Linked DNA regions of Homo sapiens: region 2 is linked to region 1. Evidence: chromatin loops called from intact Hi-C (ENCODE). Cell type or tissue: heart right ventricle. All regions are shown on one strand. Each heading gives the region's core, and the rest is flanking DNA. Links, peaks and the distances in the headings are about the cores only. Region 1 overlaps SF3B3 (splicing factor 3b subunit 3). Region 2 overlaps DDX19A (DEAD-box helicase 19A).

Region 1 (8,331 bases), core at 144-8,143:
TTACAGGCGCATGCCACCACGCCCAGCTAATTTTTGTATTTTTAGTAGAGATGAGGTTTCACTATGTTGGCCAGGTTGGCCTCGAACTCCTGACTTCAGGTGATCCGCCTGCCGTGGCCTCCCAAAGTGCTGGGATTACAGGCATGAGCCACCGCACCTGGCCTTCATTCCATTTAATTCTTGCAGCTGTCCAGCCTTGTGGTACTGTTTTCATTTTACACACGTGGAAGCAGGCTTAGAGAGATGAAATGGTGAGTCTAGATCATATGGCTCGTAGCCCATGCTTTTCACATATGCTAAGCCATAGTGCCTCTCTCTAGCCCTCTTTTTCTTAAGATAGCCTGTTATATTTCTAGAATATCTTAGGATACTCTGCAGACTGAAATTTGGGGATAGGGCTTTTGGTCAGCTTATACCATATTTGTATTTTTTCCCAAACCTTATTGGAGCTGGGTTTTTTTTTTCCCCTCAGGTATTGGCCATGTCAAGCCGCTCATGGTTGAGCTATTCTTACCAATCTCGCTTCCATCTCACCCCACTGTCTTACGAGACACTGGAATTTGCATCGGGTTTTGCCTCGGAACAGTGTCCCGAGGGCATTGTGGCCATCTCCACCAACACCCTACGGTGAGTGAGTCTCATGTTTGAAGCTCAGCAGGAAGCCTTTCTGCCAAGGGCTCAGACTGGTTCTGCCAGAGTGTTGGAGGAGGCTGTGAAGAGGTGGCAGAGAGCCGACTTCACCATGAAGCTTGTGTGTTGCAATTGAAACCTTCATTTGGCTCAGCATTTTAGTACCTGAGAGCCAAGTTTCGGTGTTTTAGCTTCTGTTAAGATTTTCAAGGCCAAGCTTTAATACAGTCCAATCTTCCTGAGATTTCAGATTTTTGTTTTCTAGCAAAAGGGTATTGCCATTGGATTAGTTTTAGAGCAAGTATTGGATCACTGCATTGATAACCTTTCTTACTCTGTCTTGTCATTTGCGGTATTAAATCTTAAATGTTAACCTATCTATAAGTTATTTAGACCTTTTTCAAGTTGACAAAACTGTTCTTCCTGGTAATATTGATGTGAAGTTTGAGCACTGTATGTAATATTCTTTGCAAGATGGAAAAGAACCTAAAATAATTCAGTCAGTTTGGCTTCCTCAGGTTTTGGGGGGCTTTTAAAATTAAGCCACCAAAGTTGTTCACATCCTGGTTATAACTATTGGCTGTTCATAATGAAACTATGGCCTCTTGATAGATTAATCACTATTGCTTATCAAATGAGCTCCCAAAATTTCTTTGCAACAACTTTCAGGGTCTTTTCATGGTCATTGTCCTTTTTCTTTCCGTCATCTTTGTATTTATCTTCTGCTCCAGCAGAATTGATCTCCCTGCACTGCTCTACATCACTTAATATTTTTTTAATCTCTACCTGTGCTAGAATGCTTCACCCACATACATACCTGCCTGTCAGTGTTCCCCTTGTCTTTTAAGCCAGCCTTGTTGTAGCCTCATCTGTGGCCCCTACCTCCTGAATTGCTATAGATTTAGACAATCGCTACAGATTTTTAGGCTTTCCTAGCAGCAGAACTTACTTCCCCCCAAAACTAAATCAGGGAAGGTGACTTATGAGACATAAAAGCAGAGTTCTTGGCAGGCAGTTTATTTTTTTATTTAATTATTTTTATTTTTAAGTTTTTTTTTTGAGACAAGGTCTTACTCTGTTGTACAGGTTGGAGTGCAGTGGTGTGATCATGGCTCACTGCAGCCCCAACTTCCTGGGCTCAAGCTATTTCTGCCTCAACCTCCCAAGTACCTGGTGGGACTGTAGGCGCATGCCATCATGCCTGGCTAATTTTTGTGTTCTATTTTATAGAGACAGGATTTCACCTTGGTGCCCAGGCTGGTCTTGAGCTCCTGGGCTCAAGAGATTCTCCCACCTCAGCCTCCCAAGTAGCTGGGACTACAGGCGTGCGCCACCATACATGGCTTTTTTTTTGGTATTTTCAACAGAGTTGGTGTTTCACCATGTTACCCAGGCTTGTCTTGAACTCCTAGCCTTAGGTGATCTGCCTGCTTTGGCCTCCCAAAGTGCTGAGATTACAGGCGTGAGCCACCACACGCAGCCCCTATCTTTTTTAATGTAGAGAATAAACTACAAATAAAACTCCATCATTAGAGATCGGGTAACTATACTTTTCAGAGTACCTGGGTTCTGCTCATTTTGCACATAGTTTGGCTTATGTGTACATCTCTGTCCCATTTGACAGAAATTTGTAGGTCCCTTATTTGCTGTCTCTTGCATTGTCATAGTTTTCCTGAACTGAGGTGATTTTTGTTCACAAAGGTATCCACTTTATTTTATGAAGCACAGTCACTACAAATACCATATATGTTTAGGTAATTGCAGTGTTTCACAACAAATTTGGGATTGGGCTCTTTATTATCATTGGAGTGATTAAAAAAAAACTTTTGACAATCGTTTGTGTTTCATTGGTAGGAACTAGAACTGCTGTGAATTGTGGTAGGGTGTTGCCAAATGGGAAGGCCCTTCCTGGATCTCTGTGTCTGCATCGCAGAGTTTTCTAGAGTAGGAGGCTGTTGTTTAATGTTGCCTAATGCCAACGTTAGAGCTCCAGGGATTGACGTGTTTGCTGACTGCTCAAAGTCTATTTCAACACCAGTTTCTGGGTCCGAGTGAGTATTAAATAACTGCCTTGCTTTTTTGTCATAGGATTTTGGCATTAGAGAAGCTCGGTGCTGTCTTCAATCAAGTAGCCTTCCCACTGCAGTACACACCCAGGAAATTTGTCATCCACCCTGAGAGTAACAACCTTATTATCATTGAAACGGACCACAATGCCTACACTGAGGCCACGAAAGCTCAGAGAAAGCAGCAGATGGCAGAGGTAATGAGACTAACGTTCAGGGGTTCTATTAAAAGATGTGTGAAATTATGTTGAAAAGTTTAAACTGCCCGGCACTTTGGGAGGCTGAGGTGGGAGGATTGCTTGAGGCCACTAGTTCGAGACCAGCCTGGGCAACATAGCAAAACTGCACCTCTATTAAAAATTTTAAAAGATAGCCTGGTGTGTTGGTGCACTCCTGTAGTCCCAGCTACTTGGGAGGCTGAGGCAGGAGGATCACTTGAGCCCAGGAGTTCAAGACTGCAGTGAGCCATGATCATGCCACTGCATACCAGTGGCACTCTGGACACGAGACTCTATCAAAAGTTTAAACTCCTGTAATTGTTAGTATATTCTTTGTTTTTAAAGATCTAGGCTTTTTTCAGCTTTTTTAAGCAGAGGCCTTTGCCCCAAAGTACTTCATTTTAGAGCCTTTCTTGTAACCCAGGACTATACTCTGACCTCCATTTATTCACAATTAAGTTCCCTCTCTGAAACAGAATTCTCCCGTCCTTGAGCTTCCAAAATAGACTGTATTTCCTTTATTTGGGCCCAAAAGAGACAGCTTTCATGTTCTCCACAACACCAGCTCTTTCTAGAACTCATTGCCTAGCAGAAACCAAATAGCTACAACCACGTAGAACTGTATCCATCCTTAAAGAGTGGAGACAGAGTAGTTTTAGTAAGGGAAATCAGATGGGTTGGATAGAAAAGTGGAGTTTCCGTTGTCATTTTTCTCAAGCCACTAGTCCAATATTTGTCACAGCTATTGTTATTTTTGGTGTTTTCTACTAATATGTAACCAGCAATGTCTGGATTTCCCTTTCTGATCTTCTGTCTTCCCTAGTCTGTACACCTCTCCCTTTAATAGTCATGTCGGGAAATCCTGGCTGGGATGGCTGACTTTGCTGCTTTATGTATTGAGAACCCCCTGGAGTGTTCTTGCTACCTATCCTCTTCTCAGCCAGCCCCTACCTCTGAGCACGCCAACTCAGTTACTCGTTTTTTTGGGTTTAGGAAATGGTGGAAGCAGCAGGGGAGGATGAGCGGGAGCTGGCCGCAGAGATGGCAGCAGCATTCCTCAATGAAAACCTCCCTGAATCCATCTTTGGAGCTCCCAAGGCTGGCAATGGGCAGTGGGCCTCTGTGATCCGAGTGATGAATCCCATTCAAGGGAACACACTGGACCTTGTCCAGCTGGAACAGAATGAGGCAGCTTTTAGGTAAGCAGCCCAGGACAGTCCAGGGTTTGGCAGGCTGGAACAGGAGCTCTCTGAGTTTTGACTAAGGCCTTACTCTTGCTTCTTATTCTGTGTGTAGTGTGGCTGTGTGCAGGTTTTCCAACACTGGTGAAGACTGGTATGTGCTGGTGGGTGTGGCCAAGGACCTGATACTAAACCCCCGATCTGTGGCAGGGGGCTTCGTCTATACTTACAAGCTTGTGAACAATGGGGAAAAACTGGAGTTTTTGCACAAGGTAGGAATCTGCCAGTGGTTCTCCTAGATTTTAAGTCCCATTGAATTCTCTCACTTTTGCTTATGTTATGGATCAGGTCTTTTGGGGACCAGCTCCTTGATTCCAATCTCTCTCTTACCAGCACATGGAAAATGCTGGGGCCTTCTAGCTGCAGTGATGTTCTTGTGCCTGTGCATTCCACAGGAAGGCTTTGTGCTAACCATCCATAATGGGGAGATAGATGCACATTCAATTGGTCTCTTTCTTACTGTTTTAATAAGCAGGCAACAATTTGTGACCAAAATTCAGCAGTTTAAATAATTAATATTCTGGCTGGGCGCAGTGGCTCATGCCTGTAATCCCAGCACTTTGGGAGGCCGAGGCAGGCAGATCACCTGAGGTCAGGAGTTCGAGACCAGCCCGGCCAACATGGTGAAAGCCTGTCTCTACTAAAAATACAAAAATCAGCCAGGCATGGCGGCACGCACCTGTAATCCCAGCTGCTCGGGAGGCTAAGACAGGAGAATCGCTTGAACCCGGGAGGCGGAGGTTGCAGTGAGCCGAGATTGCGCCATTGCACTCTAGCCTGGGTGACAAGAGTGAGACTGTCAAAAAAAAAAAAAAGATTTAATATTCTTTTCCACCTGCATTCTCTGGGAAGTTACTGTTTAATGGGTACAGAGTTTCAGTTTGGGAAGATGAAAAAAATTCTGGAGGTGATAGTTACACAACAGTAAATGTGCTTAATGCCACTGAAGTGTATACTTAAAAATGACTGGCTGGGCATGGTGTCTCACGCCTGTAATCCCAGCACTTTGGAAGGCCGAGGTGGGCGGGTCACCTGAGCTCAGGAGTTCAAAACCAGTCTGGTCAACGTGGTGAAATCCCATCTCTATTAAAAATAAAAAATCAGCCAAGCATGGTGGTGGGCGCCTGTAACCCTAGCTATTCCAGAGGCTAAGGCAGGAGAATCACTTGAACCCAGGAGGCAGAGGTTGCAGTGAGCCGAGATTGCGCCACTGCACTCCAGCGTGGGTGACAGAGCGAGACTCTGTCTCAAAAAAAAGAAAAGGATTAAGATGGTAAACTTTATGTTATGACTATTTTACCATAATTTTTAAAATAAAAAGAATATTCTCTTCTCCACAATGACAGCATGTGGATTCCTTCAACCCTACCATAAGGGGAGTATCCTCTAAGAAATACTTCATAGACCCTTTTGCATATTAAATTTGTCTCTCCTTTACAACTGAGATGTCACTAGGCTGGGTGCAGTGGCTCACGCTTGTAATCCCAGCATTTTGGGAGTCTGAGTCGAGCAGGTCACTTGAGCCCAAGAGTTTGAGACCAGCCTGGGCAATGTGGTGAAACTCAGTTTCTACGAAAAATACAGATAATTAGTCAGGCTTGATGGCACATGCCTGTAGTCCCAGCTACTCGGGAGTCTGAGGTGGGAGGATCACCTGAGCCCAGGAAGTCCAGGCTATAGTGAGCCATGATTGCGCCTGCCACAGCCCTTCAGCCTGAGCAGTAGTGAGACCCTGTCTCAAAAAAAAAAAAAAAAGTCACTTTTCACTAGCATTTCTTTCCTGTCCCTCCACAAATTACAGTCACTTGGCTACTAAGGCTTCACTGTTGAAATAACACCAGTTAAACAGAGCACAAGCTCTGGACAGCAGTCGTCTGGTACCAGAACTTCTTGTCAGTTACAGCATTGATCCCTCTACTGAGTGAATGCAGCATGCGGAACTTGTTCACCCCAACACCCAGATTCATTAGCAAAATAAGCTCACTGGTGTGTTTCTTAATGATAGGCTCCTGTGGAAGTAGGCATTTCTGGGCAGAGAGGTGAGGCCTGTGTCTGGCTGGCATTTATAATAGCTGTATTACCTGCTTTTCCTCTATAGACTCCTGTGGAAGAGGTCCCTGCTGCTATTGCCCCATTCCAGGGGAGGGTGTTGATTGGTGTGGGGAAGCTGTTGCGTGTCTATGACCTGGGAAAGAAGAAGTTACTCCGAAAATGTGAGAATAAGGTAAGTGTGCTGGCATTGGTGCTGAGATCTAGCTCATGTGTCAAGGGTGGGGGCATTGGTGGGGTGGTGGGCATTGAGTTTTAAAATCTTATCTTTATTAGGACTTGTTGTGTTACCCCAATTCCAGCTTCAGAATTATGCCCTTGTTTTTTTGTTTTTTGGTTTTTGAGACGGAGTCTCGCCCTGTTGCCCAGGCTGGAGTGCAGTGGCGCAATCTCGGCTCACTGCAACCTCCGCCTCCTGGGTTCAAGCGATTCTCCTGCCTCAGCCTCCCAAGTAGCTGGGATTACAGATGCGCGCCACCACGCCTGGCAAATTTTTTGTATCTTTAGTAGAGACAGGGTTTTACCATGTTGGCCAGGCTAGTCTCTTAACTCCTGATCTCATGATCTACCCGCCTTAGCCTCCCAAAGTCCTGGGTTTACAGGCGTGAGCCACCGCACCGGCCCTTGAGTTTTGAGAGGAGCAGGAGTAGAGGGATCTCATTTCTTGACTTACCAAACAAGAACCAGCTTTCTATCTTGCTAGCTTCTATAAGGAAAGTAAATGTGAGAGTTAGGCATATATTTGCACTATATTAAAAGCTATTTGGCTCTTTTTTCCCACCTAGAATTCATTGCTAACTGCTGGTTTTTGGTATTTGCTGTTCTGCTGACCCTACGTATGTCATACGGAAAGCTGGGCTTTCTTTGGGTTCTGAACCCCAAGATTACACCCACCATCACTATTGTCTTTGTTTTTCCCAGCATATTGCCAATTATATCTCTGGGATCCAGACTATCGGACATAGGGTAATTGTATCTGATGTCCAAGAAAGTTTCATCTGGGTTCGCTACAAGCGTAATGAAAACCAGCTTATCATCTTTGCTGATGATACCTACCCCCGATGGGTCACTACAGCCAGCCTCCTGGACTATGACACTGTGGCTGGGGCAGACAAGTTTGGCAACATATGTGTGGTGAGTTGATGTTGTTAACTTGGGTTACAGTGATGTGTAGGAAAGCTGGCTCAGTTTCTTGTGGGTAAAGCCAAGGAGGAATCAAATCTGAGAAGTAAAAATGGATATAAAATTCCATCCTACTAAAGCTAACTCTACAAGCAATCTGTTCTTTAAGCCTTCTTACTAGTCTTTTGGATTTTTCTCTGTGGTTTATCTCCCTCCTCCCTATTGAACGTGATTTAATGATAGGTTTAGTTTGAGCTAATGGCTAATATTTCTTTTTACATTTTATAAGAACTTTGGAATGTCTGTTATCTATGTTGTGTGGTTTTGGTTTTACCCTTAGCTGTGTTAAACTCTTGCTCATGGGTCGATTCTTTTGAGTTTCTTGCTCCTCAGACACAGCTCCTGCCCACCAGAGCAGGTGCAGGACACGTGGGCTCAGGCCTCTGTCTAGGCAGTGCCCCTGTGGCTGACTTGCAAAGACCTGGCCAGACCTGTTGCTTGGTGACTCAGGTGAGCAGGTCCGGGCCCCAGCAGTGTGACTTGTGTCACTTCCTTGTAGGTGAGGCTCCCACCTAACACCAATGATGAAGTAGATGAGGATCCTACAGGAAACAAAGCCCTGTGGGACCGTGGCTTGCTCAATGGGGCCTCCCAGAAGGTAAGATTGCAGAATGGGCCCCAGGGAGAACACTGCTTAGCACTTTTCCTGTTGCCCTCACTGAAGAAATTGCCTTTGGTGAATTATTCATAGTGCACACGACTGTGCTGAGTGCTGTCCGTCCACAGTCCTTTCTTACCAATCTGCAAAAAATCTCCTTGGAGAGTAGCGAGTTTCTTAGAGAGAGTCCATTCCCAGTCCTCTGCTCTGAGGTGTGTCCTGGGCTTTACTTTCTCCTGTAGGCATGTGCTGCTTTAATAGAGCATCTCTGGACTTTCGGGCAAATCTATTTTAGAAGACAAGCCTAGTGATTGCTGTTTTCTATAATTTTCTTTGTGTTTTCCTTT
Region 2 (8,300 bases), core at 301-8,300, 200 kb before region 1:
ACAGAGTTCTTAATATCTAGAGTTCTTCGCTCAGAAGGTAGAGTTTTGAATTTAGCGTCCAGAGTTCTGGGACCTGCTACCAAAGAGGGATTAACAGGACTGAGGATGGAAGGTTGGGGTCAGCTCCCTTTCTTTAAAAGTAAGCAAAACCAGGTACAGTGGCTCACACCTGCAATCCCAGCCCTTTGGGAGGCCAGGGTGGGAGGACTGCTTGAGCACATGGTTCGAGACCAGCCTGGGCAACATAGTAAGACAAAAAATAAAAAAAAAAAAATAGCCAAGCGTGGAAGTGCCAGCTTGTAGTCCCAGCTACTTGGGAGGCTGAGGCAGGAGGATCGCTTGAACCTGTGTGGTCAAAGCTGCAGTGAGCCATGACTGTGTCACCGCACTCTAGTCTGGGCAACAGAGTGAGACCCTGTCTCAAAATAAATAAATAAATAAACATAAAAAGAGTTGGATGATGTTGGATTATAGGAGGAAGAAGAAGGGAACTGATGCTTATTGAAGGATTGCTGTGTGGGATTTGATCCTGACCACAGTGCACTGAGATAGGTGTCATTCTGCCCACTTCACAGCAGAAGAGACCAAGACTGAGGGGAACACTCATGTGTGTTTTGAAATCTGGAAATAACTTGTTCTCCTAGTCCTAGAAGGATGGGCAGGGCTTTGATTTCCAGAGCTGGCTTTGCCTTTGAAATACCTATGAAAATCACCTGGGTCTCCACAGTGGAAAGAGGCCAGAAGATCAGTGAGCAGATTGTCATTGGCACCCCTGGGACCGTGCTGGACTGGTGCTCCAAGCTCAAGTTCATTGATCCCAAGAAAATCAAGGTGTTTGTTCTGGATGAGGCTGATGTCATGATAGCCACTCAGGGCCACCAAGATCAGAGCATCCGCATCCAGAGGTAGGGATCTCGAGGGTGGGGGACTCCTCAGACTCCCCATCTGCAGTGTCTTCTCCCTTCACTTCAGACGCCTCCTCTGGCTTCTGCCTGGGTCTTGGCTCTCGTACTCTCAGCAGCATTTGTTTGACGGGCCATTTCCATGTCAGCGCTGATCACAGTCCCTCCCAACCTGGGTTGAGAAAGGAGACCTAGGGACTCTTCCCCAACCCTTGTCCCCATCCCAGGCCTGCTGCTCCTCCTCCCCAAGATGCTCCTCCCCCATCAGCCTTCCTGGGCATCTAGACCCTCCCAGCTGGGGAGGCTGTGCTTCCGTTGCTTCCCAGGGCCACCTGGGGCCATCTACCCGGGCCTTCCCTTGCAGGATGCTGCCCAGGAACTGCCAGATGCTGCTTTTCTCCGCCACCTTTGAAGACTCTGTGTGGAAGTTTGCCCAGAAAGTGGTCCCAGACCCAAATGTTATCAAACTGAAGCGTGAGGAAGAGACCCTGGATACCATCAAGCAGTACTATGTCCTGTGCAGCAGCAGAGACGAGAAGTTCCAGGCCTTGTGTAACCTCTACGGGGCCATCACCATTGCTCAAGCCATGATCTTCTGCCATGTGAGTAGCAGCGGCAGTGGCAGGCCTGGCCCCTCCCTCTCAGCCAGCTCCCCACAGGGCTCAGGAGGACTGGATGCCCCTGAGCGCCATGGAAAGAAGGGAAGTGCTTTTTGAAGATGTAAGAGACAGGCTCTCCTTTAGTGGGGGTAATGGTAGTATCCCAAGGGATACATAGCCTAAAGATAGAGCCCCTGAACTTTATGTCTTATTTGTGGATGATGTATTGTTGCACAACCCAAGAGAATCAACTCATATTTGTAAGAAAAATAAAAAATTCAACAAGATGGCCGGGTACGGTGGCTCATGCCTGTAATCCCAGCATTTTGGGAGGCCGAGATGGGTGGATCACGAGGTCAGGAGATCGAGACCATCCTGACTAACACGGTGAAACCCCATCTCTACTAAAAGTACAAAAAATTAGCGCGGCGTGGTGGCGGGCGCTTGTAATCCCAGCTACTCGGGAGGCTGAGGCAGGAGAATGGTGTGAACCCGGGAGGCAGAGCTTGCAGTGAGCCGAGATCACACCACGGCACTCCAGCCTGGCAACAGAGAGAGACTCCGTCTCAAAAAAAAAAAAAGTTCAACAAGATAGTCATAACATTCACACACATAGTTTTCCAGTCTCAAACAACAAATACTTAGAAAATGGAAGCATAGATCTCATTGATAATAGAAAAAATAAATATTTAAGATCTCTGAAGAAAATGTCAAAATGATTTTAGAATAAAAGAGACACCGGAGCACGGTGGCTCATGCCTGTAATCCCAGCACTTTGGCAGGCCGAGACAGGCGGATCACCTGAGGTCGGGAGTTGGAGACCAGCCTGACCAACATGGAGAAACCTCGTCTCTACTAAAAATACAAAATTAACTGGGTGTGGTGGTGCATGCCTGTAATCCCAGCTACTCGGGAGGCTGAGGCAACAGAATCACTTGAAGCTGGGAGGCGGAGATTGCAGTGAGCTGAGATCGTGCCCCTGCACTCCAGCCTGGGTGAGAGAGCGAGACTCCGTCTCAAAAAAAAAAAAAAAGAGGCCAGGCTTAGTGGCTCACGCCTGTAATCCCAACACCTTTGGAGGCCAAGGTAGAAGGATTGCTTCAGCCCAGGAGTTTGAGACCAGCCTGGGCAACGTCGGGAGACCCCATTTCTAAAACACTTAAAAAAAATTAGCTGGATGTGGTGGCACACACCTGTAGTCTCAGCTACTCGGAAGACTGAGGTGGGAGGATCCCTTGAGCCCAGGAGTTAGAGGCTGCAGTCAGCTGTGATCACGCCACTGCACTTAGCATGGGTCATAAAGCAACACTCTGTCTCAAAACAAGGAAACATACAATGCAATGATACAGTGATAACAGTAATATATCTCTCAAATATAATCCACGTTCTCCTATCTCCACTTGTGCCAAAAGTATTCTTTTTTTTTTTGAGACCGAGTCTATCTAGCTCTGTCACCCAGGCTGGAGTGCAATGGTGTGATCTAGGCTCACTGCAACCTCCGCCTCCTGGGTTCAAGCAATTCTCCTGCCCCAGCCTCCAGAGTAGCTGGGATTACCAGCGCCCGCCATCATGCCCAGCTAATTTTTGTATTTTTGGTACAGGGGGTTTCACCATGTTGCCCAGGCTTGTCTTGAACTGCTGACCACAGGTGATCCAACTGCCATGGCCTCCCAAAGTACTGGGATTACAGGCATGAGCCACTGCGCCTGACGCCAAAAAATACTCTTTTTTTTTTTTTTTAGACGGTCTCACTATCTTGCCCAGGCTGGACTCAAACTCCTGGGCTCAAGCAATTCTCCTACCTCAACCTCCCAAGTAGGTGGGACTCCAGGCACATGGCACTGTGCCCAGCTCATCTTTATTGCTTTTTGTTTTGTTAAATCCAAGAGCCAGTCAAGTTTTGCTTGTTGCATTTAGTTGTCATGTCTCTTAAGACTCCTAAATCTAGAAGAATTTCCTCACCTTTATTTTATTGCCTCTCATTACAATGACATCTTGAAGCATCCAGGGTAGTCTTTTCTTTTTGAGATGTAGTTTTGCTTTTGTTGCCCAGGCTGGAGTGCAGTGGTGCAATCTCGGTTCACCACAACCTCTGCCTCCCGGGTTCTAGCAATTCTCCTGCCTCAGCCTTCCCGGGTAGCTGGGATTACAGGCATGTGCCACCACACCTGGCTAATTTTGTATTTTTAGTAGAGACAGGGTTTCTCCATATTAGTCAGGCTAGTCTCAAACTTCTGACCTCAGGTGATCCGCCCGCCTCGGCCTCCCAAAGTGCTGGGATTACAGGCGTGAACCACCGTGCCCGGCCAATCTGGTTTTTTTTTTTTTTTTTTTTTTTTTGAAACGGAATCTCGCCTCTTGCCCAGGCTGGAGTGCAATGGCATGATCTTGGCTCACTGCAGCCTCTGCCTCCCGGGTTCAAGCGATTCTCCTCCCTCGGCTTCCTGAGTAGCTGAGATTACATGCACATGCCACCACGCCCAGCTAATTTTTGTATTTTTAGCAGAGACGGGGTTTCACCATGTTGGTCAGGCTTGTGTTGAACTCCTGACCTCGCGATCGGCCCACCTCGGCCTCCCGAAGTGCTGGGATTACAGGCATGAGCCACCGCGCCTGGCCCCCAGGGTAGTCTTTTACTCCTAGGCTCAAGTGATCCTTCACTTGATCTCCCAAATTGCTGTGGTTATAGGCGTGAGCCACCGTATCTTGCCCCAGGTTAAATATTTTTGTGGTATAAATTTTCTTTTTTTTTTCTTTTCTTCTTTTTTTTTTTTTTTGGAGACAAGGTCTTGCTCCGTCACCCAGGCTGGAGTGCAATGGTGCAATCTTGGCTCACCAGCCTCGACCTCTCAGGTTTAAGCGATTCTCCTGCCTCAGCTCCCTCAAGTAGCTGGGACTTACAGGCCTACACCACCATGCCTAGCTAAATTTTTTGTAGAGACAGGTTTGGCCATGTTCCCCAGGCTGGTCTCGAACTCCTGAGTTCAAGCGATCCACGTGCCTCGTCCTCCCAAAGTGCTAGGAGTACAGGTGTGAGCCACCATGCCCAGCCAGGTACAAATATTTTCGTAAGATTACAAGCCAGGTGACATTGTTACTTCCTGTTGCACTATATCGGGTTTACAATTTTAAGAAATTTAGCTTTTAGCTGCTAAGTTTCAGGTACAGTCTTCCAGATCAAAAATATCTTCAGCTGAGCGTGGTGCCTCACACCTGTACTCCCAGCCCTTTGGGAAGCCAAGGCAGGATAATGACTTGAGCCCAGGACTTTTTAGATCACCCTGAGTGACAGCAAGACTGTGTCTCAAAAAGAAAAAATATATACTCAAATACTTTCATTTCTCAATTGTTTTTTTTCTTCCAGACTCGCAAAACAGCTAGTTGGCTGGCAGCAGAGCTCTCAAAAGAAGGCCACCAGGTGGCTCTGCTGAGTGGGGAGATGATGGTGGAGCAGAGGGCTGCGGTGATTGAGCGCTTCCGAGAGGGCAAAGAGAAGGTTTTGGTGACCACCAACGTGTGTGCCCGCGGTGAGCAGAGGACGTGTCCCACCTGGTCTGCCAGGCTCGGGGTCCCAGGCCCAATTAGAGCCAGAAATCCTTGTATACAGGGAAGTCGGATGGTCTCAGGGAGATGGGTGGGGTTGGTGACACTATTCCTTTCTAGGAGAGACTGTTTGGATTTCCCTGAGGTGGTAAGAACTCACACATGCCAGGTGCGGTGGCTCATGCCTGCAATCCCAAGGCAGGAAAATTGCTTGAACCCTGGAGACAGAGGTTGCAGTGAGCCGAGAATGTGCTATAGCACTCCATCCTGGGTGACAGAGTGAGACTCTGTCTCCAAAAAAAAAAAGGAAGAGGGCAGGCCCAGTGGCTCACGCCTGTAATCCCAGCACTTTGGGAGGCCGAGGTGGGCGAATCACCTGAGGTCAGGAATTCGAGACCAGCCTGACCAATATGGTGAAACCCCATCTCTACTAAAAATACAAAAATTAGCCGGGCGTGGTGGCATGCGCCTGTAATCCCAGCTACTCAGGAGGCTGAGACAGGAGAATCGCTTGAACCCGGGAGGTGGAGGTTACGGTGAGTGAGATCGCGCCATTGCACTCCAGCCTGGGCAACAAGAGCGAAACTCCGTCTCAAAAATAAAAAAAGAAAGAAAGAAAAGGAACTCCCGCAGAAACCAGTAGTCCTGACTTGGTGGAAGGAAATGTACAGGCATCTGACTGGTAGAGAACGGAGCCTACTCTTCCAGGGGCGCCCATCTCCAGAACATTGTGTCTCCCAGAGGATTACCGACTGATCTCATGATTTTGTTGGCACTTGCCAAAGTTCTCTTCTTTTCCTCTGGGTTCTGTTGCCTGCCTATATGTGTGCCCTCTCTTGTACCCAGAGTTGGCCTGTCCCAAATTCTTTCCCTCTATCCCAAAGTTGGTACGCATTGACCTACCTATGGATGACAGTGATTTCTGTCTCCTGTCCTTAGTCCTCTCAGCCTCCAACTCTCCTTCCTGCAGGCATTGATGTTGAACAAGTGTCTGTCGTCATCAACTTTGATCTTCCCGTGGACAAGGACGGGAATCCTGACAATGAGACCTACCTGCACCGGATCGGGCGCACGGGCCGCTTTGGCAAGAGGGGCCTGGCAGTGAACATGGTGGACAGCAAGCACAGCATGAACATCCTGAACAGAATCCAGGAGCATTTTAGTGAGTCCCGGGGAGGGTCCTGTGCCTGGCGCCCTTTGCTAAGTAGGGCGGGGTGGTGAAAGGGGTAGGATCTTCTGTAGCCCCAAGAGAGGCTCTGTCCCTAGCACACTCCCCTCCTTTCTGACCATATGGCAGTTCTCAGGGAGCACACCTGGAGACTTCAGGACCCAGGGACTCCAAGGACAGCTCCCCTGTGACTGGGCTTCGGGGCGTGGGGCTCTGACTGTTGCTGTCAGTGACTAGGGGCCCTGCTGCCCCCTGCTTAGGCACCCGGAGCCTTTGGGCCTGAATGAATGATTGCTGTGGCCTGAGGTGGGGCACATTCCTGGGCAGGGTAGAGACTTGTGTATCTTTCCCCCAGATAAGAAGATAGAAAGATTGGACACAGATGATTTGGACGAGATTGAGAAAATAGCCAACTGAGAAGCTCCACCAGCCACTGATGCCAGCCCTGGCACTGCCCCTGCACAGGAGACAAGTGCATTTAGGGCACAGGCCCCGACATCACCCCAAGGACAACGGCAGAAGTAGAGAGAAACTACCTACCTCACTTCAAATTATGTTTGGACTTGACAAAAATAGGTGCAAATGATGGGGGGCAATAGAAGAAAAAATTTGCATTTTGGAAAATTGGGTCCTTTCCCCACTTTTTTAAAGCCACATTCCCCCATCTTTATAATAATCTGGTCACAGTGGTAGTCGCTGGCCCCAGGACCCCCTCCTGATTTTGGCTAGGCATCGTGGAACCAGCTCCAGCCCCTGAAGAAACGATAGATGTGCAGGTTGTGCGGAAGAGGCTGAGTGGAAAATGGTGTGAGCCCCACCGCTGTGCATCGAATGAGGGAAGTGGCAGCAGAGAGGCCAGAGCTGCCCCCTCTCTGTCTCTTCAATGGACCCTTCACAAGTGTTTCTCCTGCCCTTGGGGCTGTCTTCCTTCTCCTGAAATCCAGAGACTTTCTTGCTCATCCCTTCTCCCTTTCACTTCTGTTCTCTGCTGCAGAAAGCAGACTTGCATATCCCTGATGAGCAGCTCGGCTACTTTTGTAAACTTCAGATTTGGAGAGAAACACGAAAGTCTGAATCCTGACCCCTTGAGAGAGAGTGATCTGGCGAGGGCCGATGAAGGGGCTGGGCCTGGTCTTGCCTTCTCTTCTCTCGGTTGCTCCCTCTGCCTAGGCCCCTGGTACTCAGTCACGGCAGCCAGGAGACCCCAGGTGAGTTTCTGAGCGCATACGTAGTTGGTTCTTACCCCCAGGTGTCACACGGGGCCGAGAGCTGAGCAAGAATTTGGAATGGAAGTTATGACCAAGGGAATTATGCTGTTCATTTATAATAGTGGACATTATGGAGAGCTCTGATTCCTACATAATATGAATAAGGATGGATAGGCCGGGCGTGGTGGCTCATGCCTATAATCCCAGCACGTTGGGAGGCTGAGGCGGGCGGATCGGTTGAGCTCAGGCGTTCGGGACCAGCCTGGCCAACATGATGAAACCCCGTCTCTACCAAAAATAGAAAAAAATATAGCCGGGCCTGGTGGCGCACGCCTGTAGTCCCAGCTACTCGGGAGGCTGAGGTAGGAGGATCGCTTGAGCCTGGGTAGAGGCTGCTGTGAGCTGAAATGGCGCCACTGCACTCCAGCCTGGGTAACAGAGCGAGACCCCGACTCAATAAATAAATAAGGATGGATAAATTGTAGCGTATGCACCATTCATTATGCTAAGACATTTTAAAGTAATTATGAGAAACGCTCTACTAATGATTTGTTTTTATTTGTATTTTTCTGCTTATTAGACAAATATATACTCATTTTAAAAAGGCGTGTGTGTATATAAAGTGAGAGTGCTCTCTATCCCTTCTCTTCTGGGATCCTGATTCCTGGCAGCTTGGTGAATATTCTACCATATTGCCTTTTATTTGCATAAACCCATTTTTCTTTTACAAAAACAGGAACATTCTGTTCACACTACTATGCAACCTGCTTTCACTGATCAGCATGTGTTAGACATGTTGACATGTCCAATACACACACATCTTCCTTGCCCTGGAAACACCATCCACCTTCCTTTCTGCGTGTAGCTGTCCCGGCATTTA

What was found. Hi-C counts contacts between places; a loop is a spot of excess contacts. Peaks named below come from ENCODE experiments on the same cell type or tissue, not always from the same donor. Only the 100,000 strongest peaks of a DNase experiment are listed, where the experiment ranks them.
Region 2: a loop joins it to region 1, with 2.3 times the contacts of the local background. A loop is called at or near these places in 4 of 110 quality-filtered maps.

Annotation. Positions count from the first base shown.
Region 1 is chr16:70,561,158-70,569,488 of GRCh38, forward strand. It overlaps SF3B3 (splicing factor 3b subunit 3), which reads left to right. Exons shown (of 26, transcript NM_012426.5): 17 at 473-627; 18 at 2,719-2,893; 19 at 3,908-4,113; 20 at 4,211-4,367; 21 at 6,254-6,379; 22 at 7,126-7,338; 23 at 7,886-7,984. Among named protein-coding and RNA genes, the nearest start is that of SNORD111, 27 kb to the left of the region's middle. In heart right ventricle, for the core only: no CTCF peak of the experiment used is centred there; no DNase peak of the experiment used is centred there.
Region 2 is chr16:70,365,358-70,373,657 of GRCh38, forward strand. DDX19A (DEAD-box helicase 19A) reads left to right here. Exons shown (of 12, transcript NM_018332.5): 8 at 728-905; 9 at 1,267-1,504; 10 at 4,866-5,028; 11 at 6,015-6,206; 12 at 6,568-8,026. The coding sequence ends at 6,629. Among named protein-coding and RNA genes, the nearest start is that of DDX19A, 23 kb to the left of the region's middle. In heart right ventricle, for the core only: a CTCF peak has its summit at 4,912 (motif pointing right); a DNase peak (open chromatin) is centred at 4,974; H3K27ac peaks cover 778 bases.